2 separate regions of the Homo sapiens genome follow, and region 1 is linked to region 2. The links are chromatin loops, found by intact Hi-C in ENCODE. Cell type or tissue: mammary epithelial cell. All regions are shown on one strand. Links, peaks and the distances in the headings refer to the core of each region. The heading gives the core; the rest is flanking DNA. Region 1 has its middle 12 kb from the start of CXCL14. Region 2 overlaps SLC25A48-AS1 (SLC25A48 antisense RNA 1).

Evidence for each region. Peaks named below come from ENCODE experiments on the same cell type or tissue, not always from the same donor. Only the 100,000 strongest peaks of a DNase experiment are listed, where the experiment ranks them.
Region 1: it touches region 2 in a loop (4-fold over the local background); 1 of 110 quality-filtered maps calls a loop at or near these places.

Annotation. Positions count from the first base shown.
Region 1 is chr5:135,564,488-135,568,875 of GRCh38, reverse strand. No RefSeq gene overlaps it. Among named protein-coding and RNA genes, the nearest start is that of CXCL14, 12 kb to the left of the region's middle. RefSeq lists enhancers at 1-557, 3,188-3,708. In mammary epithelial cell, for the core only: a CTCF peak has its summit at 2,518 (motif pointing right); no DNase peak of the experiment used is centred there.
Region 2 is chr5:135,648,810-135,653,197 of GRCh38, reverse strand. SLC25A48-AS1 (SLC25A48 antisense RNA 1) reads left to right here. Exons shown (of 3, transcript NR_027127.1): 2 at 737-843; 3 at 2,675-4,388. It also overlaps a transcript of SLC25A48 not described here. Among named protein-coding and RNA genes, the nearest start is that of SLC25A48-AS1, 2.9 kb to the left of the region's middle. In mammary epithelial cell, for the core only: no CTCF peak of the experiment used is centred there; DNase peaks (open chromatin) are centred at 1,847 and 2,857; H3K27ac peaks cover 1,603 bases.

The DNA.
Region 1 (4,388 bases), core at 169-4,168, 84 kb after region 2:
CAGTGCATACCAGGGCAGGGCAGGGCAGAGCAGAGGCCAAGCCTCTTGCTGGGAGCCCTGAACCCTGCCTGGCCTCAGAGCAGCACCAGTGGAGCCTCAGGAGGGAAGGGCAGTGTACAAAGCTGGCTGAAGAGCCCCGGCCACCGAGAGCAAAAGCTGCTCCAAGACAGCACAGGCCGTGGGGTGCCGCTTGTAAACAAGCCATACACACTCCCTGTCTTTGCTGGGGCTCTCCTCGTCCTGCCTGTGGCTCTAGTGCTAGGCCACCCTCCTCTAACTCTGCTGGCCCCGATGGTCCCTCCCTTCTCTGACATCCCAAGTTACAGATTGGATCATTAATAACAGCAACAGTGTCACCTCACACTGGTCCAGCCACTGATCCGGGCACTCACCCAAGCACTGGCCCCACATGCTCTGTCTGCACTCCCACAATGCGCTATGTGGCAGGTGCCCAGAGAAGTGAAGCACTTTGCTTAGGACAGTAGAGGAAGTCCTGGAAGTCAAGCCTCAGCTGGTCAAAGCGCAGAAACGGTGGAGAGTCTGCATGTAAATATCTCCATTCCCTACAGAGATGGGGTCCCAGGACAACAGAGGCTGGGCTATGCTTCCAGGGAGAGCTTGGGCCCTTTCCTCCCGCAGACAGGGATTAACCTGACCACTAAGAATAGACTCTGAGCCCAAACACTTCACCAAACACCAAATGAGGACCCACAGGCGCCTAGAACTGTGCGAGGCTCCAGGGAAGAATCTTCTCTCCCCGGCTACAGACCTGTTTCCTGTACCTCTTCTCTGGGCCTCCCAGTATCCCTATGAAGTGTCCACTTGCCAGCTTCCAGGAAAGAGAGTAATCCCAGTGCAGCAAAGCAAGGCCAGGTGGCCTTTCAGAGCGGGCTCTGCACTGGTGGCTCTCATGGGCTTCCCTGGATAAGAGCAAGCTTCTCCTCTGCACACAGGGCAGACCCGGCCCACATACAGGCCCCACCTCCACTGGAGCCACTGCATCCTCACAGTTAGGCTTGTTTTGATTCCAAATGCCATTGCCCTGACTTCCCATAGGCTCGTCCTGAGCAGGCCCTGGTGCTGTAGTGGGCTGACACCAGCATGGCCATGTCCTCAGAGAGCTCCAGCCTAGCCCTGCAGTTCAACTCCTCCACCTCACCTGACCGCTCTCAGATCTACTCCACTCAGAGCTTCTCCTGGTCATCCTGGACTGACTACATAATTTGCAGGCCTAGGTGCAAAAAAAAAAAAAAAAAAAAAAGATGCAGGCCTCCCGTTCAAAAATTATTAAGAATTTCTAGACGGCAACAGCAGGGCATTAAACCAAGCATGGGGCCCTTTCCAGACATGCTCTGTGCAACTCACATGTCACAAACCCATGGGGCCAACCCTGCCTCCAGTATCAACTCTAATATCCATATAGGTGACTCATTTTGGTCCTGAATTATTACATAATCTGCACTACAGTTTAACAGTTTTATTTGAACCTGAGCATCTAAGAAGAAGCCCTTCTTAGAAACCAGGAGCTGTGTCATATGCTGCTTTGTAAAAACCTCCCAGAATCTATGATAGCACTTACGAGGTATTCAAACACAGTTGAATTAATATTAGGATCATAGGGAGATCCCTGAGAACATGCTTTCTTCACGCATTCCTGAGCTACTGCTATGTGCAAAACTCTGCTGGGCACCATGGGGAACAGAGGTATGACTGGCTGTGCTCCTTTATCCTCAAGGACAGAGTTCAACCATTCATTCACCCAGCTACTGTTGCATGATTAAACATCTGCTCTGTGCTGGATGCTGGAGATGGCCCCTCCAGAAACTCAGTCTACAGGGAGGCAAAGAAGCTGCCTGAAATTGCCTGTTGGTCTGACTGCCAGACGGACTCACGGCAGACTCTGGGGCAGCCCCAAAGAGCGGGTGTCTCACCCAGGGTCAGAGGAGGAGACTGATCAAGACATCTGTCAGTCCTGGGAAGGCTCATGGCAGATTGCAAGTCATTATCAGGCAAGAAAAAAAAAAAAAAGGTGCTGATTCCATCCTGGCTCTCACATGGCCCGTGGCCGCCACGCCCATGTGCGATGAGATGGGCTAGCTGCGGCAGAGCACCAGGGGCAGAGAAGTAGAGAACACTGGGGGATTTAGAGGAGGCCCGGGAGCATCGGCCATGCCCCAGATGCATGTCCACAGAGCCCAGCCCCAGCCTCAGTCCCCACTCCCCTCTCGCCCAGCTCCCTTCTCTCTGCCTGTCCTGCCAGGACACCGTGATGGGGGCCTCCGGAACCTCAAAGGCAAAGAAGCCCACACAACCCTTCCTGCTCAACCTCCACACAAGGAAGACACCGTGCTGCTTTTTAGAGCCCCTGGGGTGTTTTCTTCTCCTCCTGTTTTTGAAAAGTTACATGGATATTCTTGGAGGTCTTCAAGAAAGCACTAAAACCCTAAGCTATTTTCTTGCTTTCAAAGTAACATTTCCCAGCTTCCTCCACGCAGGTCCGCGCTGAGCCTCACCACCAGAGGGCAGCCAAGAGTCCGGGTGTCTCAGCCAAGAGCTTTCCAAGTTCCCCGAGGCTGCATGAGGACAGCGACAAGGACTAGTGTAATTATTACCTACTGTGAGCCAGACCCTGTGTGGAGGGCCTTACATACCCTATCTCATTGAATCCTGGTAACGACCACAACGGGGGTGTTCTATTGAAGCTCCATTTTACAGATGAGGAAAACAAGGCTCAGTGAGGTGAACACATCACTCGTGTTCACACAGCTAGCAGGTGGAAGAGACAGGATTCAAACCCACGTGTGTCGGGCTGCAAGGAGACTGTCTGCTCTCTGAAGTACACAGTGTCTTACAGTTCCTGTCCACCCCAGCCCACAGGATGCTCCACTGTGCTCTCATGCTCCGGCTCAGGGCTGACCCCCTGTTTATCAAATGGAGATTAATCACCCAGTTAACCTGGGCCACACGAACAACCAGCCTCAGCCAGGTTTGTTTTGCTGGTGTCTAGTTCTGTCTCCTACAGGCAGACATCTGCAGAAATCACATGCTCCTCTAGAGCCTCTCCCCCCGATCCAGAAAGGGAGCCCCGGAGCTGTGAAACGGCTGCTCCAGCTCTCATTTGGTAGACACAAATTCCACTTCAGTAGAGGAGCAGCAGGGTTGGTTTTCCCCCAACACCAAATACACTGAAGACGCAAAATGACCATGATGTCGTCAAGTTCAACTCAACGCTTTGGTTAGAAGCAAAATGATCTTCTGTTGGGTAAAAAATCAATTCAAAGCTGGATTTCAAATAATCTGCCCCATTTCACAATGAGGACAGAGTTGATATTCCGGGATGAGTGGTAGGCATGTCTAATTAGATGCAGATGAGACTCTGATCTAATATTCAAAGTTTTTCCCCCAGAGCAACGGGGATGATGAAGCAACAAGCTCTTTCTTTCAACCCATTGTTATTTAAAGGCAGTGCTCACACAAGAATCATTTCTAAATCACAAAGGCTTTTTTCCCCTGAAATAATGGCCTGCAAAGATAGACTGGAGTTAGGTATTCACATCGGTACAGCCAAAAAAAATGTCATAAGCCAAGAAAAGTACGAGACAAAGCATACCCTTCAATTCATTTATAGCTACTAGGGTACCAATCCTGCTGATTCCACATATTTTGAGGGGAGCAAAGTTTAACCAACACAATAGCAACAACCGCACTTTCTTTCTCACCAAACTCCACTATAAGTCCTGTTTTGCAGATGAAGAACTTAAGGTTTAGAGAAGCTAAATTGTCCTGGGCAGTGTTAAAAGTTTTGGACACTCCTAGGTTGGATGACCACATATTCTGGTTGGCCTGAGACAGTCCTGGTTTATGGTAATTGACCCAATGCAATTATGAAGAATGTTCCCTTTCACTCTCAAAAGAGTCCGAGTATGGCTGATATACTGTATAATCACCCCACTGACAGGGCCTAGCAGAAAAGTATATATGACGGCTAAGGAATGATCAGTCAACCTCTCCGCTTGGATCACCAACTCGTAAGTGAGTTTGGGCCCTTTAGAAGTTATGGTAACTCTTTAACCCCATAGAGTACCCTAAAATCCCCTGTTCCAGCCTGGCCTGCCTTCCCTGCAGCCTGGATCTGATGTTGTCAGATTGTTCGCTGGGAGGCACCAGGTATTTTGGAGACTCATCTGTTGAATGAAGAACTAAATAAAAAACACTGTCCCTCTCTCCATGTGTCTGCCCATATGAGATTCCCCAGACGATTTAAGCATCAGGTTCTGGTTTCAAGAAAATAAAAGTCAGCCAGGCAGCTGCACTTCCAAGAGGACTGAGGCAAACTTTTCCTTGACAATGTGGTTGGCATGTGCTTTAAGTGAGGGATTAGCTACTTC
Region 2 (4,388 bases), core at 230-4,229:
TACCTGAAACTGAGTAATTTATAAAGAACAGAAATTTATTTCTCACAGTTCTAGAGGCTGGAAAGTCCAAGATCAGGGTGCCAGCATCTTGTGTGGGCCTTCTTGCTATGTCTTCCCATGGAAGGTGGAAGGGCAAGAGAGGATGAACGCTGTGTTCTCACATGGCAGAAGAGTGGAAGAGCGTGAACCCACCACAAAAGCCCTTTTATGATGGTGTTAATCTACTCATTAAGGTGGAGGCCTCATGACCTAAACACCTTGCATTAGGCCCTACTTCCCAACACTGTTGCATTGGAGATGAAATTTCTGATACATGAATTTTGAAGACACATTCAGACTATCACAGTCCTTAAGCCCAAAATGACCAGATCCTTCTTTCAGTTTAATGAAATCATAGTTGTAGCTCCTGTGTAAAGCTAAAATTCTGTGCATAGATTACTAGACATAATAGTAAGAGATGTAACTCTATTTATATCCCTTGATTCCCAGACCCTTGTATTCTGGCTATGGGGAAATAACGCCATATTATGGTCTCTGACTCAAAGCATATACTATGTCCTTTAAGACAGAACCCAATCCTTTCAGGGTGTTTAATCCCAAATGGTGCTCCAACTGAGTCTTCTGTAAGTGACTGCACCTTTCATTTAGCCCAGCCACTTCCAGTTAATGGGGTATATAGTGAGACCTGTTAATTCCATGGGAATTAATCCATTGCACCACTTTCTTTGCTGAGAAGTGGGTTCTTGGATCAGAAGCAACGCTATGGAGAATGTCATAATGGTGGATAGGCATTTTGTGAATCCATGGATGGTGGTGCTGGCAGAAGCACTATGTGCAAAGAAGGTAAGTCGATTTCTAGAATACATATCTATTCTCATGGTGACAAATCTCTGCCTCCTTCATAATAGAAAAGGTCCATTGTAATCAATCTGCCACCAGGTGACTGTCTACTCACCCCCAGGGAATGGTGTCATATCAGGGGCTCAGTGTTTAGTCTCTGCTGTAGATAGGTTAGGCACGCAGCTATAGTATTAGTACAGCCTTTATAAGGGGAAGTCCACCCTGTTAAGCTCCTGCATAGCCTCCATCCCTGCCAACTTGGCTTCTTTGTTCATGGTCCCATTGAGCAAGCACTAGGGTGGCTGAGGGAAGAGGCTGACAGCTTCTGAGCATGTTATTTTGTCTGATTATTAATCTCTTCTACAGTAATGATGCCCTTTGGGCATTCACACGGGACTCAAATATCTTCACCGTTTGTGCCCATTATGAGAGAGATCCATCCATATATATCTTCCCCAGACTTTATTATCACTAATCTTCCAATCCTGCTCCTTCCAAGTTCCTGTCTATCCAGCCAAACCATTAGCAACTACCTATAAATCTATGTAGATCCATACTTCTATCTTTCATTTCACACTAGTGGACAAGCAAATGCACTCCTCAAAGTTCTGCCCATAAGGTCCAATGAGGACAAAGAAACCACACAGCAATTTTCAAACAGAAAAAAAGTTTAATATGAAGAATTATTAATAAAAGAGCAGAATTAACTCTGGTAAGAGTTAAAGAATATAAGAACAGCAGATATAGGTAGCAGCCACTACCCCTAGGGCTGAGATTGATGCCCACAGAAGAGCCTCTTCCTCCCACTAGGGCTGGGATTAAGATCTTGGAGAGGGGATAGCCATGGCCTACTGGATGAGAAAAAACTAATGAAGGCAGATGACTTGCTGGTAGGACTTGCTGGGAATCTGCCTACTAAGGTGTCAGGGGAAGGTGTCCACACATGCCATGCCTAGGAACTCACTGTACAGTCACCTGAGGGAGTCCTGGGGGAAACCACTCACAAGGATGAGTGTGGCATTCCACTGGAAGGTTGCCAGAGGACATGGTTGAGAGGGAGGGGGCTGTGAGTCACTGGGCACTATAGGAGCTCAAAAAGCCCCATCTGCAGGAGCAAGGCATTGGGAAAAGGAGTTCACTGCATGAGCCTAGCACAGCAGAAACTACATGCTCTCAGGACCTAAGCCTGGAGAAAGCATGCTCTGTAGGAGCCTGGTGGACCAGGCTCATGGGAACCAGGAAGGGGAAACCCCTTCTCTCTCCAGTGTCCCTCCAATGCTCTTTGTCAATAAGGGAAAAATATTTACAAAGCCCACCTCCATTATCAACAAGCAGGAAAATAAGGGTAGATTTGGAGCTGAAAGGCAATATATTGATAACTGGCATGGATGTAGGGGTGTCAGGAAGTGGCGCCAGAGAGGAAGGCAGGGAGTAGGCCAACATATGTATATTATTCTGTGAATAAACTGAGCAAACAAAGCTCTTGATCAATAAATAGGCCTAAAGCAATCAGGAAGCAAAAAATGAGCTCCTCTGCCTATGCCCCCCATTCCACCCACCACACACACACATACACACGCACAAAGATGACAGGCTCAATCCAAAGATGGGGACTGGATGTTCTCAGTTCTGTTTGACTCTAAGCAAACCACCGTTAAAAAACAAACCTTGTGGTCCTGACATTGAAATGAGCACCTTCTCTCATTTCCCTGGAACCTGGCCAGGGCTGAGCTAACAGTAGGTGCTTAATAACAGTCAGTTGCTTTGAAAGAAAGAGTTCTGTTGTTGTTTTTTTTTTAGTTCCACTCCATCAGTGACTGCACTTTTTGTTCAGGGTCATCCCTTGTCCTGGAGTCATCCTTCTCCAAGGCAGCACCCTCCTGATGAACCCGGCTGGTTCCTGGGAACTCACTGTGTCTGGAGGCTCTCTCCCACCCCATGTGAAGGAAGCATCATCCTCAATCAATGTTGCCACACTTCTGACCTCTTGAATGCTGGCAATGTCCGTCCATTCTCATGACTAAGTGAGCTTGGAGTGTACCAGTCAAGGAAAAGGGAGGAGAAAGGAGAAACCAAACTTTGAGTAGCAATTGTCTACAGTGTGTGGCTTAGAGAATCAAGCTGACACAGGCCAGAGAATACAGGCCTCAGCAAGGACTATGAGGTTGGACAAGGCTTCACAGAATTTCTGGCACTGGAGCTGGGCCTCCTGACAGCTTTCTCTCCAAGCAATTATGGGCCACCTAAAGAAATGAGACTGCAGGAAATATAAGAATATTTTTGAAGAATATGAATGATCATAAGAAAAGGGCGAACTATGAGAATGGCCTCTGACGATGGCTGGCAGGAGAAGCGGGTGGATGTAGGAAAGGCTGCATTAATTCACTGTCTTTCTACAAGTGCTTAGGGAGCCATGGTTTTCAGCTTCTTAGCCAAGAGCTTGGCATTTTGCTGCATGGGTGCTGTGCTTAATCTAGGGCATGTCCATTCCAAGGTCTCTGATGGGTACACACATAGTCCTCTTTGCATCCTGTATACCCATGATCATCCTAACCCCAAAGCCACCCCCTACTACCCAGGACACATAGTCAAAGAAACCCTGCATGTGCATCTTCAATGCCTGTATTCCCTCACTCATTCAAACCACTCTGTGTAGCCCGAGCCCAGCCCTTCCTGGCTTTAGAGCCTTAGCCTGTGCTGTTGTGTTGCCTGGGATTCCTTTCCCTCCACCCTTTGTACACTGGCTCCTCCTAACCCTTCTGGTCTAAGTATAAAGGCACTACCCCAGAGAAGTCTTCCCTGACTACCCCATCTGAGTCACTGGCCACTCTCACCAAAGCACCCTGTCTGCTATTTGTTACCCCTTCTTCAACTGTGGTTCACCTGTTCGTATTCCTTCTCCCCAGCCGGCATACAGTCACCACCAAGTCAGGTACCCAACATAGTACCTGGGATGGATTAGACACTCAGTCAACACTTGATGAAGAAAACAATAAAGCCTTATAGACTCATGTCCCCCTCATGAGGGGTGCCCTAGCCAACTGACACCAAGTCAATCATTTACACCATTTTTTTTCAATTTGTGTTATTAACCACAGAACTCTTTTCCACCCTAAAATAATCTTATCCCACAAGACCCCATACCTAGTGATTTCTGTGGATGCTGTTGCCAAACACCTCAGGGCAAGGGCCAGGCACAGGACAGGGTTCCCGCTATTGTCTCTACTCCATCTTCCCATAAATTGGTTAGCTGGGACCTCCTCACTGAGTCGCATGGCTCCAACAAGAATCCAAAGCTGGCAACAGGAACTCTGCAGGGCTCTCCCAGAGGGAAGCTGGGAAGTTAAGGCTGCAGGCTCCAAGCCCTTGTTCCTGGAAGAGAACTAAGGAACTGGTACCATAACCGGTGTCCAGGCTGCTGGTTTGCCCCAGTTCTGGGCAGCCACAGGCCCCCAGGGGCATAATGACCAGCTAGTGCCTTGTCTTCTCCTGCCTCTTCCATGCTTTTACTGTGATTCTCATCCACAGGCACCAGAAGAAGGGGACTT